2 separate regions of the Mus musculus genome follow, and region 2 is linked to region 1. The links are chromatin loops, found by intact Hi-C in ENCODE. Cell type or tissue: heart. All regions are shown on one strand.

Region 1 (8,000 bases):
CTGGTCCTCGGCAATGTAAGCATCATGAGAGGGGGGGGGGTCACTGCTTCTTTTGTTCGCTGCTATATCCCACACACCAACAATTGACTGATATATGTCCAACATTCAATAAATATTGAGTTTATAAAAGGCTCCTCAGCGCAGGAAGAACTCTGAAAATGAGAGCTGAAAACAGAGCACCACCTTAGGAAACAAATCACAAAAGAGATCTTTACTTAAATGATTGATCTTGCTAACGAGTACTGCTGTTGTGCCATGAAACCTTCATGAACCCCAAAAAGACCACCAAGGAGCCCCATCCAATGCAGTCACATTAGGGTCTCATGGGCTCCCTGCCAACCCTGACACAGCAGAAACACGGTGCCCTGAGTTCAGTTTCAGGCAAGCATTTATAGAGGCAAGAAGAAGGTATCTAGCCTGGTGCACACCTGATTGGGGATTCATTATGGCCTTTAATATAAATTTAAGCCAAACCATAAACTTAACTCCTGCTTTCCTCCTTATGTTGGTTGTTAGGAAGGGAAGTGTCAGGGTCAGGCTTGTAACCTGGAGGTGCAGATCTGGTGCCAGAAGCAGGTTTTGTTGGGGGGTAACCTGGAAACTGGTAGGCACAGGTCTTGTTGGGGTGTAGCCTGGAAACTGATGCTAGCTATTGGCCTGTTAGCTAACTTTAAGTTCCACCTTAGGTCAGGTTCTCTAAGAGGAGACGGAGTCTGAACCCAAAAGGTTTGGTCTCTCATTGCAACCTAAATTTTATTTTATAACTATGAAGGTAAAGATTCTGTTACTTACAGTATTCATTGCTATCCAGGGTATATCTCTATTCCAATATTACTGAAATACTGATGCATTGATTATTTCAGTAATATTGTAGGATGTTAGAACTTTACATTGGGTATAATTATTTAGATTTTGGAAGATTTTAATAAGGATATGCTTGTTAACATATCAACTCCACTTCTAAAAGCCACCCGAAGAGAGGGAGGAAACAAGAGGAGGTATGAGGGAGGAAATGGGGTACATTACAGCATTGCCAAACAGTTCTGCATGAACTTGGTTTATAACTTCAAGAGGTTGAAAACAGAAATTAATCAGGATATATATATGTGTGTGTGTGTGTTGTGTGTGTGTGTTTAAATGGTATACACTTGAAATGTGTAATTGTTGATGTCAATATGTTAACAACATCAATGGTTAAATAAGAGCCGTAAGTTACAGAACTGTATATATGATGTTACTGCTCTTTTTTTTTCTTTTTTTTAGATTTGTTTATTTTATGTGAGTACACTGTAGCCATCTTCAGACACACCAGAAGAGGGCATCAGATCCTATTAGAGATGGTTATGAGCCACCATGTGGTTGCTGGGAATTGAACTCAGGACCTCTGGAAGAGCAGCCGGTGCTCTTAACCACTGAGCCATTTCTCCAGCCCGTTACTGCTCTTTTAAGAGGCCATGCTCTTTATATGAGCACATAAATGTACGCGTTCATGCTCACGAGTGTAAAGAAGTCAATTTGTCAGGAGCTGCATGACTGACTAGGAGAAATAAATAATTTTTAGTCTTTGGGCTTTTCTGTATCTTGCTATTTGGGAAATGGAGTTGGGCTGCAAGGCAAATGAATTTCGCCTGTCATGTACACAAGACAGTTTGTCAATACAGGAAAATAGTCAAGTCCTGGAGATACTGATGCTTCATATAAAAATATTTTCAATTATTATAAACGGCTAAAGGTAGCACTCGTTCAAACGCGGTCTTCACACATCTCCACACAATCCTACCCGCCTAACTTCCACCCACAGAGTTTTTCATTAATGCATTCATTCATTATCTCAGCCATCACATGTGCACCCACGTTCGTAAAGGCACATAAAGGATAACGAGCAAATTATAGTCACATCACGGCTGCTGCAAACCGCAGGCATCCCGTCCTCTACCCACACCCGCGACCGCTCTACAGGGCCCTGGCTTCCACCCAGCACAAAGAGTCCTGGCCTCCAGCTCACGGCTTCCGGGACTCAACGCTGAGCCGGGCCACGGGTCTCGATCCCCCAACCCGACGCCGCCCAAGGCTCACAGCCTCCGGGCTACGGCCTGGTGCTGCTAGGCTGGGAAAGAAGACCCACAAACCTGGGTCCGCTAGGCGCAGGGTAGCACTTCCCAGAGGGCCGCGCGGCTCGCCGGGCGGGTCTGGCCTTCGGCGTGCGAGTCAGGAGAGTGGCCAAGGCTCGGGTAAGGGCGCGGCGCTGCGGCAGGGGGACCGGCTTGAGCCTGGGCGGGTTTTGTAGCAGCGGCTACCCCGCGGCCTGGCATTCACAGCCTGGGGGTGCAACTTGCAACTGAGAAGAATCCGAAAGGATCCCTTGCGTTCTTGCTTTGAACTACATTTCCCAGAGCCCTTCGCGGCCCGAGACCTGTGCTCACCCAAATGAAAAACTGGCCCTCGGCTATGAGACTTTCAGGGTTAGGGAGTCTGAGCCAGGAAGAGAGCACGGCTGAGTTTGTTTAGTTCCCTTGGATCAGGGCTCTCTCCCGAGATTGTCTACCTCTTTATGATGGGGATGGTCCTCCGGAGTCACAAACTCTTGGTAGCAGGCAGAAGGAGGAGTTACGTGAATACGTGTGTGTGAGAACTAGACTATGGGGTCAGGGTGTGGAGTTTATAGAGTTAAGAGACCTTGAAGTTCAGTGACATTTAAAACTGTGTGAATTTGCAACCACTTTTGTAATCATGGCTGGGTGTTCTCTTGCAGCGTTTCATTGCTATCTTCCAATTTTGTCAGAAACATGCTTTTGTCTATACTTCGTAGACTCCTTGTTCTGACCGACAGTGTTACTGGACTGTTAACGTAGGATTGTAAACACCATTGCTGAGCAATGTCTACATACTAACTAGATCCTAAGGAAACGGAGCCATTTACTAGTCAACTAGACCCTTGTACCAGTTAGCCGTTCTCTCTCCATCAAAACAAAACAATCACCACTGGGGAGGGGGACGTTATTAGATATACGTTTTTACAAATACTTTCCACCCTTGCTGTAGGAGTAATTTGTCCTTTTATTGTCCTGATAATACTCTTTAGTGAACAAGGGTTTTTTGTTGTTGTTGTTGTTTGTTTGTTTGTTTTAAAGGTTTATTTATTTCTACTTGACGTGTTTTGAGTATTTTGTCTGCAGTTCATGCATGCAATACACAGAGAGACCAGAAGGGGGCATCCGATTCCCCGAAACTGGAGTGGCCTGTGCTTGTGAACCACTCCCTGAGAGTTCTGGGAATGAAACATGGGTCCTCTTCAAGAGCAACAAGTACTCTTGATGCCTAATCTGTCTCTCAGCCCCTGCTTTAGATAGATAGTATAGTGTACATAGTTCCTTTATCATAGTATTTAAGCAACATTATTTTATTTCACACAGAATATAGAACTCTAAGCAATAGTTTGTTTCTCTTTTCCTTTCATAATATTGTTGCTGTCAAATAAACTTCTTGAATTTGCCATCGCTTGACATGTAGCCCAAACTGGCCTCAAGCTCAGATAAATCGCCCAGCTTCTGTTTGACAGGCCCACCCCCATCCTAACTTTTATTTTCTGTCTATCCCAGCACCACAGATAGCTTCTCCCATACAGTGTTGGTTCCTAATCAGACACCACAGAGAATTCCATACACAAACACATATCCATGATTCTAACCCTTCAACGTTTGTCCGACTCAATCTGACACTCTCCACAAATCTACCACAGCACATTTAAACATCACAAATATCATATATACTGTGAACACAATCAAGCACACATGACTCCAGAAATGTTTGCCTAACCCAGCAAATCATGTTTTCCACTGTTACACTCCAAGAATTGTGTACATACATACACACTCAGAGAGTTAGGTATTATTCTCAAAATCTTGAAATTTTTCCTGAAGAAAAATACTATGTGTTTGAATGAAGTACAGAGTCAGATGAAGACAATACGGAGGGCATGGCTGAGTGGCAGAGTGCTTGCCTGGCATGCTTGACAACCTGGGTTCCATCCCACAAAAAGATCTGTGAAGGGACTAGAGAAAAGGCTTAGCAAGGAGCTGGAGGGATGGCTCAGTGGTTAAGAGGAGCACCCTCTGCTCTTCCAGAGGTCCTGAGTTCAATTCCCAGCAACCACATGGTGTCTCACAACCATCTGTAATGGAATCCGATGCTCTCTTCTGGTGTGTCTGAAAACAGTGACAGTGTACTCATATACATAAAATAAATAAATCTTGGAAAGAAAGGAAGGAAGAAAGAAAAAGAAAGAGAAAAGAAAAGGCTCAGCAATTAAGAGCACTCTGGGAACTGATGCCCCAAAGATATAGGCAAAAATACTCATACACATAAAAAGTAAAAATAATTAAAATATTTTCAGTTTACTTTATGTGCATGGGTGTTCTGCTTGCATTTGTGTCTGTATACACGTGGTTTGGCGGTGAGAAGAGACATTAGGACTGAGGCTTGTCCGTCCCACTGAACTCCAAGGTGCTATAGTCCCTTCTATCCAGACTACATTTCCCAATGTCCTCTGGGAGCCCAGGCAACAGAGGAGCTTCCCCCCCCCCCCCCCCCCCCGTCCCCCTCCTACTCAGAGGCTAGATTCTCCAACTTGTGGCAGCTGGAGTGGAGAACATTCCAGAGCCTTCAGGGAAGAAGCGAGACAGGGAAGTGGCTGGGGAGTGTCCACCTGGAATCTGGTCGCCAGGCCTTCTGTGCGTCCCTGGAAGTAGGAAATGGTTGTTACAGTTCTGCGAGCCTGTCACCCAATGTGCGACTGAATCTATGCCTGGTACCTTCCCTTTCCCCCTTGTGCATCATCGGGGAGCCTCCTTGTGACTAGAATGTAAGTCCGTTGTTAGTGATGGCAGCCTGTGGCACCAGAGCGTCTGAGACGTGTAGGAGAGAGTGAACATCTGACATCATGTACATCCATGTGTGTGACAGTGGCTGGCAATGTCGTCTTTGAGACTTTGAGTATGTGAGTTTCCTGAAACTGTCACCCAGTGTCTTTTCTGTAAGCTCTGTAAAGTTGCTGCCCAAGGAATAAATTGAAAATGACTTGAGCATGGATTATATCGTATGCAAACCAATTCCTATGTCTCTACCAACTCTGTTTACTGAAGGGAAGGTTGCAACAGGAGGAAGGAACATCAGATGGTAGGTAATGTGGATGCTGAGAGGAATGCCAAGTTTGCCGTGTTCTTTTCCCATCTCAGCTAGCCCAGATCGCCATTTCTTAGGAGGAGCTGAGAGGAAGAGTGGCTGTCGGACTTCTTAAAGCCGTGCACCAGGTGAGCTGGTATATTCTCTCTCCTTTAATTCCCTTCCCACCTTTCAAAGTGAGCTGACATTAACTTCCCTGCTGCTGAAATGATTTGGCCTATCCAGCATGGGAGTCCCATCCCTGGCTGTCTCGCTTGATTTTATATTAATTTCTTTCGCTCTGTGTGAAAGTCATTCTGTCAGCTCACTACCTTAAATTGTAAATTTTTGTCTTTTTTTTTTTAAAAAAGATTTATATATTTATTTTATGTAAGTACATTGTAGCTGTTTTCAGACACTCCAGAAGAGGGCATCCGATCTCATTAAAGATGATTGTGAGCCACCATGTGGTTGCTGGGATTTGAACTCAGGACCTCCGGAAGAGCAGTCAGTGCTCTTAACCACTGAGCCATCTCTCCAGCCCAATTTTTGTCTTTTTTCAAAAGATTTTTTTTCATTTATTTATTTACTATATGTAAGTACACTGTAGCTGTCTTCAGACACCCCAGAAGAGGGCATCAGATCTCATTACAGAGGGTTGTGAATCACCATGTGGTTGCTGGGATTTGAACTCAGGACCTTTGGAAGAGCAGTAGGTGCTCTTACTCACTAAGCCATCTCATCAGCCCCTCAAAAGATTTTTTTTTAAGCATATGTGTGCTTATCTGTGTGAGTGTGTGCCACCTGTGTGCTGCTGCCCACACAGGCCAGAAGAGGGAGTCAGGTCCTCTGTTGCTGGAGTTACAGGCACTTGTGAGCCACCTGACCTGAATGCTGGAAACTGAATTTGGATTCTCTGCAAGAGCATAGCAACCCTCTTAAGTATGATCCACCTCCCCAGCCCTATATGCATTTGTGATGGGTGGTCTTACACATACTATGCCCTCATCTTGGCATGCTATTCCCCCTTATTTAAGATAAAGGTCAGCTTAATTCTAGATACTTTGCAAAAATCATCATGCATGAACAAATTTTAAGAACATGGGGAACCACAGATTTAGTTCGGGGGGGGGGGGCTTCCTCTTTTACCTACATTGGCTGCTTTAGTAATCTCATCTTGTCTCATGACTTAAAATACGCTTTGTGCATCTAAATCCTTTTTACCTCCATTGGAATCAGGGTCTTCCTGTGTAGCACTTGTTTCTGCCTCATGACTGATGGCACTAAAGGTGTACACCACTCCACCCAGCTAGCTCTCATCCCTGAACTTGACTTTCATATCTAACTGCCGACTGAGTTGTTCCTGTGGTTGCAGAGTAGTTATCTCAAATGCAAACGTCTTCCAGCTGAATGAAATTCGGGAATGGGAGGTGATGTGATCTGTGCTCACTTGAGTAGGGTCTCTCTCTCTCTCTCTCTCTCTCTCTCTCTCTCTCTCTCTCTCTCTCGCAATTGAGAATAAACTGAATGGGTTGAGGCTGAAACGGGGCAGCAAACCAGGGAACTAAGGAGCTCTTACAGACATGCTTATCTCCATTGCACGTGCTACAGTTCCATGAGGAGCTGGGTCCATTCTACCTGCAAACAGAGCTAGAACGGGACTACGTTCCACTGACCACACAGCTTCCTTCCCATTTTGAACTGTCATCTCCCATGTGCAGTGTGGCTATAGTCTCTTAACTTGGCTCTCTGCTTCTATTCTCCCGGCTTTCAATCTGTTTCATCCCCGCTCTGACAGCTTTAGGCTTCTTAAACTTGAAATTCTCCTGCCGCACACCATGCCCAGCTGCCTGCAACATTTTCATCAAGGTTGGTTGACTCTGCATGTGGAGAGGCTGAGTACATCATTTGTTAGGGGACAAATTAATTGTGAATTTGGGACTTAAGCCTTTTTTAAAAAAATGCAGCGCCAGCCGGACAGTGGTGGTGTGTGCCTTTAATCCCAGCACTTGGGAGGCAGAGGCAGGTGGATTTCTCAGTTTGAGGCCAGCCTGGTCTACAAAGTGAGTTCCAGGTCAGCCAGGGCTACACAGAGAAATCCTGTCTTGAAAACAAGAAACAACAACAACAACAAATGCAGCACTGGTAATGAAACTCAGGGCCTTTGGCATTGGAGGCAAGCACTCCTGCCACTGAGCAGCCTGCAGCCAACCCTGTGCATATTTTTTTTGATGATCATATACAGACGAGCAAGAGGGTGAGGGTGAGAGGGATTGCTCTTGCAGAGGTTTTGAGTCCCCATGTAAGACAGCTCAACACTGCCAGTACTCCAGCTCTAGGGGATTTCTGACGCCCCCTTCTGGCCTCCACAGGTACCTGCACTCATGTCTACACAGACACACAGACACAAAAATAAATCTTTAAAAAAAAAAAAGAATGGTATCAAAAGATGGCCTAGTCGGCCATCACTGGAAAAAGAGGCCCATTGGACACACAAACTTTTTATGTCCCAGTACAGGGGAACGCCAGGGCCAAAAAAATGGGAATGGGTGGGTAGGGAAGTGGGCGGGTGGGTATGGGGGACTTTTGTGATAGCATTGGAAATGTAATTGAGGAAAATACGTAATAAATAAAAATAATAATAATAAAAAAAAGAATGGAAAAATATGGCTTGTTGTGGTGGTGGTGGTGGTGGTAGTGGTGGTGGTATTGTGGTGTTGTTGTTGTTGTGTTGTTTGGGGTGTTTCACATAAAGAAACCTGGAGTGCAACTGAATCATAGCTTAGCTCCAGATCTTTAAGAACTCTGCCCTGTCCCCTGGAGGCAGAAGCAAAATTAGA
Region 2 (8,000 bases), 94 kb after region 1:
GAGCCCTCTGTTACTCAGAACAATCCTCTGCAGTAGGCCTTGTCTCAGACATGATGGAACTACACACAGCACGGAGAAAACAGAGCAGCGCAAAGCCAAGGTCTGAGCTTAGAGCCCTGGCAGCTCAGACTCAACCCCACAATCCTGTTGCTACACTGCCCTGCTCCTCTAAGACATAAATCAGTGGTCTTTAACAGGTTCACACTTGGAAAACTTTAAGCCTCCTCTCTCGTTACCACAGACCTCTCCCTAGGATCCCTGTCACCTTACCTCTCTCCTCGTGAGGCTCCAAAGCAGAAGACTCCTGGAGACAAGGCTCAGAGGGAGAGGGCTGGCCTCAACACATAAAGGCCTGAGTTCGAACCCCAGCACTAGAAAGAGGAAAAAGGTCCTATGTGAAAGACCCTGCTACCACTGCTACCAAGCAAACCCCTCTTTGTCTTTCCTGCTGGGAGCCCAGGGCAGCTGAGATCAATGACAACCCATGCGATGCTGGGTGAGGCATCACCCAGGAGGAAGAGGCAGGTAGCTCTCTGGGAGGGAGGCAGCCTGTGGTTTCCTCTGCAAATTAAATCTTATGTTTGTAAAAGTGCGGTTTGCCCAGAGAGCAAAGTAGCTGTTTCGATTTGTGGGAGCAGTCCGAGGATATACTGCCGGCTAGAACATAAGTTCAAGTCTTCATTCACCAGATGAGAGAAGACCCAGTTACAGCGCCTACCACCACCCTAAACTGAGGTTTCCTGAGTCGCCCATGAGTGGCCCTTTTGATTTACTGTTTTTATAGCTGTTCCATTAGAGGACCCATCTGTAAAAACCAAAGCAGCCGGCTGAGGCAAGGAAGGGTTCCTCTGATACTCTTGGAGGAAAAGTTATGGGATGTAATTTTAAGAGTTGTTGGGTTTTTTGTTTGTTTTGTTTTTTGTTTTGTTTTGTTTTTTCGAGACAGGGTTTCTCTGTATGGCCCTGGCTGTCCTGAAACTCACTTTGTAGACCAGGCTGGCCTCGAACTCAGAAATCTGCCTGCCTCTGCCTCCCAAGTGCTGGGATTAAAGGCATGCGCCACCACACCTGGCTTAATTTTAGGAGTTGTAAAAGGCGGTGAGAGGAGAGCTGATATAATATTTGTCCTGTAAAATTAATCAAACTTATATTCCATGAGTCACATGTGTAAGAAGATGACTTAATTGTTCTACATTGTGGAGTATTACAATACTAGACACCCAAAATTCTCTTTGCTCTAAGTTCTTAAAAACCAGAGAAGCGATCTAAGAAAGCTCTGAGGCTATACCTTTCTTTCTTTTTTTTTTTTTTTTTTTAAAGATTTATTTATTATATGTAAAGTACACTGTAGCTGTCTTCAGACGCACCAGAAGAGGGCATCGGATCTCATTACGGGTGGTTGTGAGCCACCATGTGGTTGCTGGGATTTGAACTTCTGACCTTCGGAAGAGCAGTCGGGTGCTCTTACCCACTGAGCCATCTCACCAGCCCCCTAGGCTATACCTTTCTTAGCTGTAACTGGGAAAGGGACCTATTCAAGTGGCCCACTCTGCTAGAGACATCCAGTAGACATGTGATACTATTACCAGGCTCCGAGGCTGCGTATAAATGATTCTCTCTAGCTGTTGGTTAGCTATCTCCATTGTATTAATTGTAGGGTTTGTCTCACTTCTTTAGTCAATGTTCTGGGAGAGCATGGATCAGAATCTCACCTTAACATGTCAGAGAGGTAGGGCCATCGCCTGCAGTGGCCTGTTTAAGTTTCTTGAGGAGTTTATAAGGCAGGGGCTCCCATGAGGGCTCCTCATTCCATTCATGATTTAAGACTGGAAAATATAGGGGCTGGTGAGATGGCTCAGTGGGTAAGAGCACCCGACTGCTCTTCCGAGTTCAAATCCCAGCAACCACATGGTGGCTCACAACCATCCGTAACGAGATCTGACACCCTCTTCTGGAGTGTCTGAAGACAGCTACAGTGTACTTACATATAAATAAATAAATCTTTAAAAAAAAAACAAACCTGGAAAATATCCAAGCTGCTCTCACAATTGATGGGCTTGCTCAAGAGCTCCTTTGCATCCCACTGAAGAGGCACCAATAGTCTTCCCTTCTTAGGCTTGGTAAGTTGGGATGTGGCCTTGGAGGTTAAAGGAGGCCAAACTGGATTGTGATATTTTTAGGCCTCTTCTTCCAAGTCTATTTCCTCATCAGTCCCAGTAAGACAAACTCTCAACAGGCACAGTTTCAGGTCTGTATTCTTGATGCTAGACTTGGATCTCTCTCCACACTCTAGTCCAATAATTCAAATCCAAAGTCCCTTGGTCTGGGAAACAAGGGCTACACTGCTGCACAAACTGCAAAAATATTATTAATTGAGAGGTGCTAACCCTGATCCCTTTCTTTCTCCAGGGTCTGTTGTATTATAGCTATAAAGAGTCTTCCTTCTTTAGACTCGTTATGGCCCATGACCTTCTTATAGTTCTTCTCTGTTCACCCAACTCTAATTCCTGGTCTCTCTCTTACCCAGGAGGCTCATGAAGCCCTTGGGTGAAGTCCTATCCTTATCACAAATGTTGGGGTGGTGACAGATGCTGGGGTGGGGAGAGTGTTGGGTTGGGGACTGCCTTGCCAGTTGACAGGTTCCAGAGAGGAGATGGGAGTAGGTGAGGAAGAGTTGAGTCAGGCGCAGTGGTCTGGAGAATCTTGCAGCTTTAACCAACTGTCAGGGCCCTTCTTTGTTTATAGAGAACTCAGTAGGCAGGGACAGATTCATGTTCTTCCAAGAGATGGAAATCATGTTTTCCTGGACATGTGTTTAGCTTCCCCCTCATGTCTGGGGCCATATGTTTGATCGTCTTTAATACGACAGAGTAATCTCTCACCATCACTTTCCCTCATCAACCCCTAACCCAATTTCTAATGTTGCCAAAGCAAACATATGTGGTAAATGACAGACCGTTCTCAGGCTTGCAGCTCTTGAAGTTTCCAGGGTACTAGACAGAAAGAAAAGCTTCAAGCCAGCATAGGCAGAGTGCCATGTCCAGGGCAGTGTAACTGTCATTAGGCCCAAGAAAAATCCTCAGGCCAAAGCTGCTATAGCTATTATTCAATGTCTGCCATAATACAATACTTATATTTTGTATCTTTGTAGATTGTATTTACATGTGTAAGCCTGGTATACTTTTGTTCCTTGGTCATATGATACCACAGTAGCCCTACACAAGCTAAGTTCTCTAAAGGGGGTTCTGATACCTCAATGTTTTATCATTTTCCACACTGCTCTTTTTTTTTTTAAGATTTATTTATTCATTATATGTAAGTACACTGTAGCTGTCTTCAGACACATCAGAAGAGGGAGTCAGATCTTGTTATGGATGGTTGTGAGCCACCATGTGGTTGCTGGGATTTGAACTCAGGACCTTCAGAAGAGCAGTCGGGTACTCTTACCTACTGAGCCATCTCACCAGCCCCTTCCACACGGTTCTATGTCCATCAGTATAAGCCCCTGTATAAGGCAGAGACAACTGCAGACCATATGCAGCACCCCCCGATCTTCTGTGCTACCTAATTGCCTGAGTGTATGGCAGGGAGAAGCTTGTAATCTGATCTACTGCCAACTCCTCTAGCCCCCTGAATCTTGTTTACCTTTTTTGTTTGTTTTTTTGTTTTGTTTTTTTTGTTTGTTTGTTTGTTTTTTGAGACAGGGTTTCTCTGTATAGCCCTGGCTGTCCTGGAACTCACTCTTTAGACCAGGCTGGCCTCAAACTCAGAGATCCGCCTGCCTCTGCCCTCCAAGTGCTGGGACTAAAGGCGTGTGCCACCACTGCCCGGCTGATCCGCAGCTTGTGGCTCAGCTTTGCTGCATCTTTGCTGAACAGCTGTGCTGACTTCATGGCCGTTCCAACTAGATACTGCTGTGCCAGTGCTAAGGATGGCTAGCTTCTCTTTACGGTTTACTTGTAGACCATCTCAACACAATCGGAAAAACGCAGCTCTCAAGAGAAACTGAACACCTTTCGATCCTGGTGCGAGTTAACTCCTAGAAAGGAGGAATCATGAAGAATCCAACCTCACAGAGGCAGAAGGCCAAAGCACCAGGTTAAGAGGTCACGTTGACTGTGAAAGCTTGAGATTTTTTTGGAGCAGGACTGGAGCAAAAGTCGATGTCCTGCTACCTACCAAATCTTGATTGATGCGCTGAGGATGGGAAGGGCGCAGGAGCAACTAGAATGTGATGGGTGAGATACAAGTGAAAAGGCCCTTTTGTAAGCTCCCCATGCCTAGCCCACACTTGCTCTAAGCTAGACTAGCTCTCTACCAGTGAGGTACCCTGCCAGCCCCCCAACCCCACCCCACCCCCGCCCCCGGGCAAAAGGCTTTGAAGAGCTTGGTAATTTAGGGGTTTAGACCTGGCTGCTGTTGCTAAAATGGGATTAAAAGAGACAGAGATTGATTGAAGATTAAGTGTTATTCTGGCTGGGCACAGTGGCACACATTGCAGCCTGGAGGCTGAGGCAGGAGGATCACCCACAAATTTGAGATCACATGGGTTACAGTGAATTCCTGGTCAGTATAGGTACAAATTGTTTAAAACAAGAACAAAACGTGCTATTCTGGTAAGAAGCGTGGTTTAGCAAAGGAATCTTCCACAGTAATTAAAAACGAACTAGCAAAGCAGGCTTCGTGGATAAGAAAGCTGCAGCCTGGAATGCAGAGATGGATCAGCGGGTTACACTCTCAGCACCTACGTGACTGCTGTAACTCCAGTTCCAGAGAATCCGATGCCCTCTTCAGGGCTCCTCAGGCGCAGTCACACTCAGTGGTGCACAGAAAGAAAAGCAGACAGAAACACTCACATACGTAAAAAACGAACATGTTAAAAATTTAAAACCTGTGAGGCTGGAAACAGCTGTACTGCTAGGAGCAGTGGCTGCTCTAGCAGAGGATGCAAGTGTGATTCCCCGTACTCACATGGTGTTTCACGACCGTCTATAACTCCAGTTCCTGGGAATCAGACACCTTCTCCTGGCTTCTGCTGGTATGTGTATACACACAAATACACACACACACACACACACACACACACACATAAAAAAGAAAAAATACAAAAGACATTTGTAACCACACAAAGAGGGCCTGGACCCGCATTTAATCAGAGACATAATCTCTGAGTGATGCTTACTATCAGTCTGCATGAATCTGTCTCCTCTACCCTGACCAAGATAACACCAAACCGCTGCTTCTTTCCAAGCTAACTTCATTTTCACTTTCACAGTAATGAGGAGTAAATGTCCCCATGCCTGGAAAAACAAGGAGTACACTTCATAGGACAACGAGAAAGAAGAAAGTTAGGCTATTTTTTTTTCCGCAGTAATGTTGGGTCTCTATGTATGCAACAACAATCGTTTCCTGCTTTTATTCCCTCGCCTTCCCTAAAATGAACAAGTCTGGGGAAAAGGTCAAACCGGGAAGGTGCGGGCTTGGTAGCCTGGGGACACACCCCTCGCGACCAGCCCTTCCACACACATAACCTACTGGAAATGGAGCGCCGCGGATGGAGAGGACACTGGCCGCCACCGGAGGGGCAGGTTTGACAGGCGACGGCCACCGGGGCTGCCTGGCGGGGAGGGAGCGCGTACAAAGCAGCCCTGCGGTGGCAGCTGCGCTGTCTTTTTGTACGGAGGGCCCTCACTCTGAGGTTCACACACAGAACTCAGAGCCATGCTGGGCCTCTGGGCTCTGCAGCGGGAAGACGGAGGATGCAACGGGGTACGCGGTGTCCACTCAGCGTCACCGACTCCAAGTCTCTCAAGCCAACTAAAGACAAACCTACGCTGCCCCCGCGACAATTTCCTCAGTGCAAGGGACCAACTCACCTCTCAGAGCGGACCGGCGCTAAGCAGCCGGAAGGATGCTGCGCAGAGGCCTGTGGGAAATGTAGTCCATGGTGGGAAAGACTGGGCCAACGCAGCGGAGTGCGCAAGCGTGCTCGGGGCTGTGATGGGTGGAGGCCTCTGGGTGTGATCTTGGACCAGCTGGAAGGGCTAGGAGATTCCGCTGCCCTCTGCCCCCAAATCCCCACCCCAAACCTAGCTCACTGGGCTGGGGGTTGTGTCGTTGCCCTACCAGGGCTGAGAACACCATCATCACATTATCACATGCTTAATATGTGAGATAAGCATATTCTCACCCCAGCGAGGGTGTAGGCATGATCAGGGAACTCAGTAAAATACATTCTCCAAAGGTGCAGTCCCACATCTACCCAGGGAAAGGTTGCTCAGGCTCCTTGGAGTTCCCGCTGCCTCTGCTTTCTCCCACTGTCCCTTCTAGCCGTTGTGTATATTGGTCTAGTCGTTGGTATTGGCCTTAGGTTTTGTTTTGCAAACTGGAGATGAAGCCAAGACCTCTAAGACTGGAAAGATAATTATGCTTTCTTCTATCACAGTGGTTCTCAACCTGTTGGTCGAGATCCCCCCCCCCCTTGGGGGTCAAATGACCTTTCACAGGGACCACCTAAGACCATCAGAAAACACAGATATTTACATTAGGATTCCTAACAGTAGCAAAATTACAGTTATAAAGTAGTACCGAAAATAATTATATAGCTTGTGGATCACCACAACATGAGGAACTGTATTAATGGGTCGCAGCTTTAGGGAGGTTGAGAACCACTGCTCTAACATTTTCTTGTGTTTGTGCCAGGCCTCATCCGGTCTTCAGGAGACTGAAGCATGCAGACTGCAAATTCAAGATGAATGGAAAAAAAAAAAAAAAAAAGGAGGACATGACTGCTCCCAAGGGATTGAGATCTAAGAGAGAGCACTGGCAGGGGCGTCTGAAAGTAACCAGGGTGGCCATGACTGCCGGACTAAATGGGGCCATGTGAGGGGAGGGGGTGGGGTGTAGGACAGGCTAGAAGCCAAGAGGCCAAGTGCAGCGGGCAAGAGGTAACAAAAGGACCTTGTGCCCAAAATGACTGGGTTATACAGGAATCACAGAAGCTGGGAGATGGGAAGCCCAGGCCTGGGCTACAGAGTTTGGGATAGTGGGGGGCAAGGTATATCAGCCAGGATGTCTCTGTAATAGGTGCTGGGGATGTTGAAAGATCCTCATCGATCCTCTTGTTTCTTTCCAGAGCGCTGTTATTACAGGCATCCGTCAACATTCCCAGCGTTGGGACGTTAGTTTTAGGAACGTGACAATTGAGAGGCTGGTGAGATGGCTTAGTGATTGAGAACCCTTGCGCTCTTGCAGACACAACACATATGATGGTTCCCAAGTGTCTGTAACTTCAGTTGCAGAGGGCTGGTGAGATGGCTCAGTGGGTAAGAGCACCCGACTGCTCTTCCGAAGGTCCGGAGTTCAAATCCCAGCAACCACATGGTGGCTCACAACCACTCACAATGAGATCTGACTCCTTCTTCTGGAGTGTCTGAAGACAGCTACAGTGTACTTACATATTAAAAAAAAAAAAAAGAACAATAAATAAAGGGGTGGATGTAGTGCACACTTGTATGTAGTCAAATATTCATACATGTAAAATAAAAATCTTTTAAAAAAAAGAACATTACATATCTGGTATAGATTTCTTTTCTTTCCTTTTTTAAATTAAATTTTTGAGACAGGATTTCTCTGTGTAGCCCTGGTTGCCCTGGAACTCTCTCTGAAGGCCACGCTAGCTTCAAACTCAGAGATCTACCTGCCTCTGTCTCTCAAGTGCTGAGATTAAAATCGTGAGCCACCATGTTTGGCCTTATGATTTTCTTTTATAAAGGAACATGTTGCTTGGAACAGTAGCTCCCACCTGTAATTCCAATACCTGAGAACTGATGCAAGAAGATTACCAATAATTTGAACCTAGCCTTAGCTATAGTGAGACCCTATCTCAAAAACAGAATGAGATAAAAGAGAAACACAGCAACACATGAAGTAGCAAGTTATCTTGTTTGGTCATAGAGTAGATATGTAAAGACATTCAACTCACTATTAATCAGGAAAAT

What was found. Hi-C counts contacts between places; a loop is a spot of excess contacts. Peaks named below come from ENCODE experiments on the same cell type or tissue, not always from the same donor. Only the 100,000 strongest peaks of a DNase experiment are listed, where the experiment ranks them.
Region 2: it touches region 1 in a loop (5-fold over the local background); 3 of 42 quality-filtered maps call a loop at or near these places.

What each region holds. Positions count from the first base shown.
Region 1 is chr7:29,951,726-29,959,725 of GRCm38, forward strand. Zfp74 (zinc finger protein 74) reads right to left here and starts at 2,340. Exons shown (of 6, transcript NM_178384.4): 1 at 2,130-2,340; 2 at 1-165. C230062I16Rik (a long non-coding RNA gene) reads left to right here and starts at 328. Exons shown (of 4, transcript XR_003946630.1): 1 at 328-2,231; 2 at 5,235-5,309. In heart, CTCF peaks have their summits at 2,308 and 3,192 (motif pointing right); a DNase peak (open chromatin) is centred at 2,276; H3K4me3 peaks cover 2,468 bases; H3K27ac peaks cover 2,028 bases.
Region 2 is chr7:30,045,469-30,053,468 of GRCm38, forward strand. It overlaps Zfp14 (zinc finger protein 14), which reads right to left and starts at 5,928. Exons shown (of 5, transcript NM_178733.5): 1 at 5,877-5,928; 2 at 271-371. In heart, no CTCF peak of the experiment used is centred here; a DNase peak (open chromatin) is centred at 5,953; H3K4me3 peaks cover 1,787 bases; H3K27ac peaks cover 1,069 bases.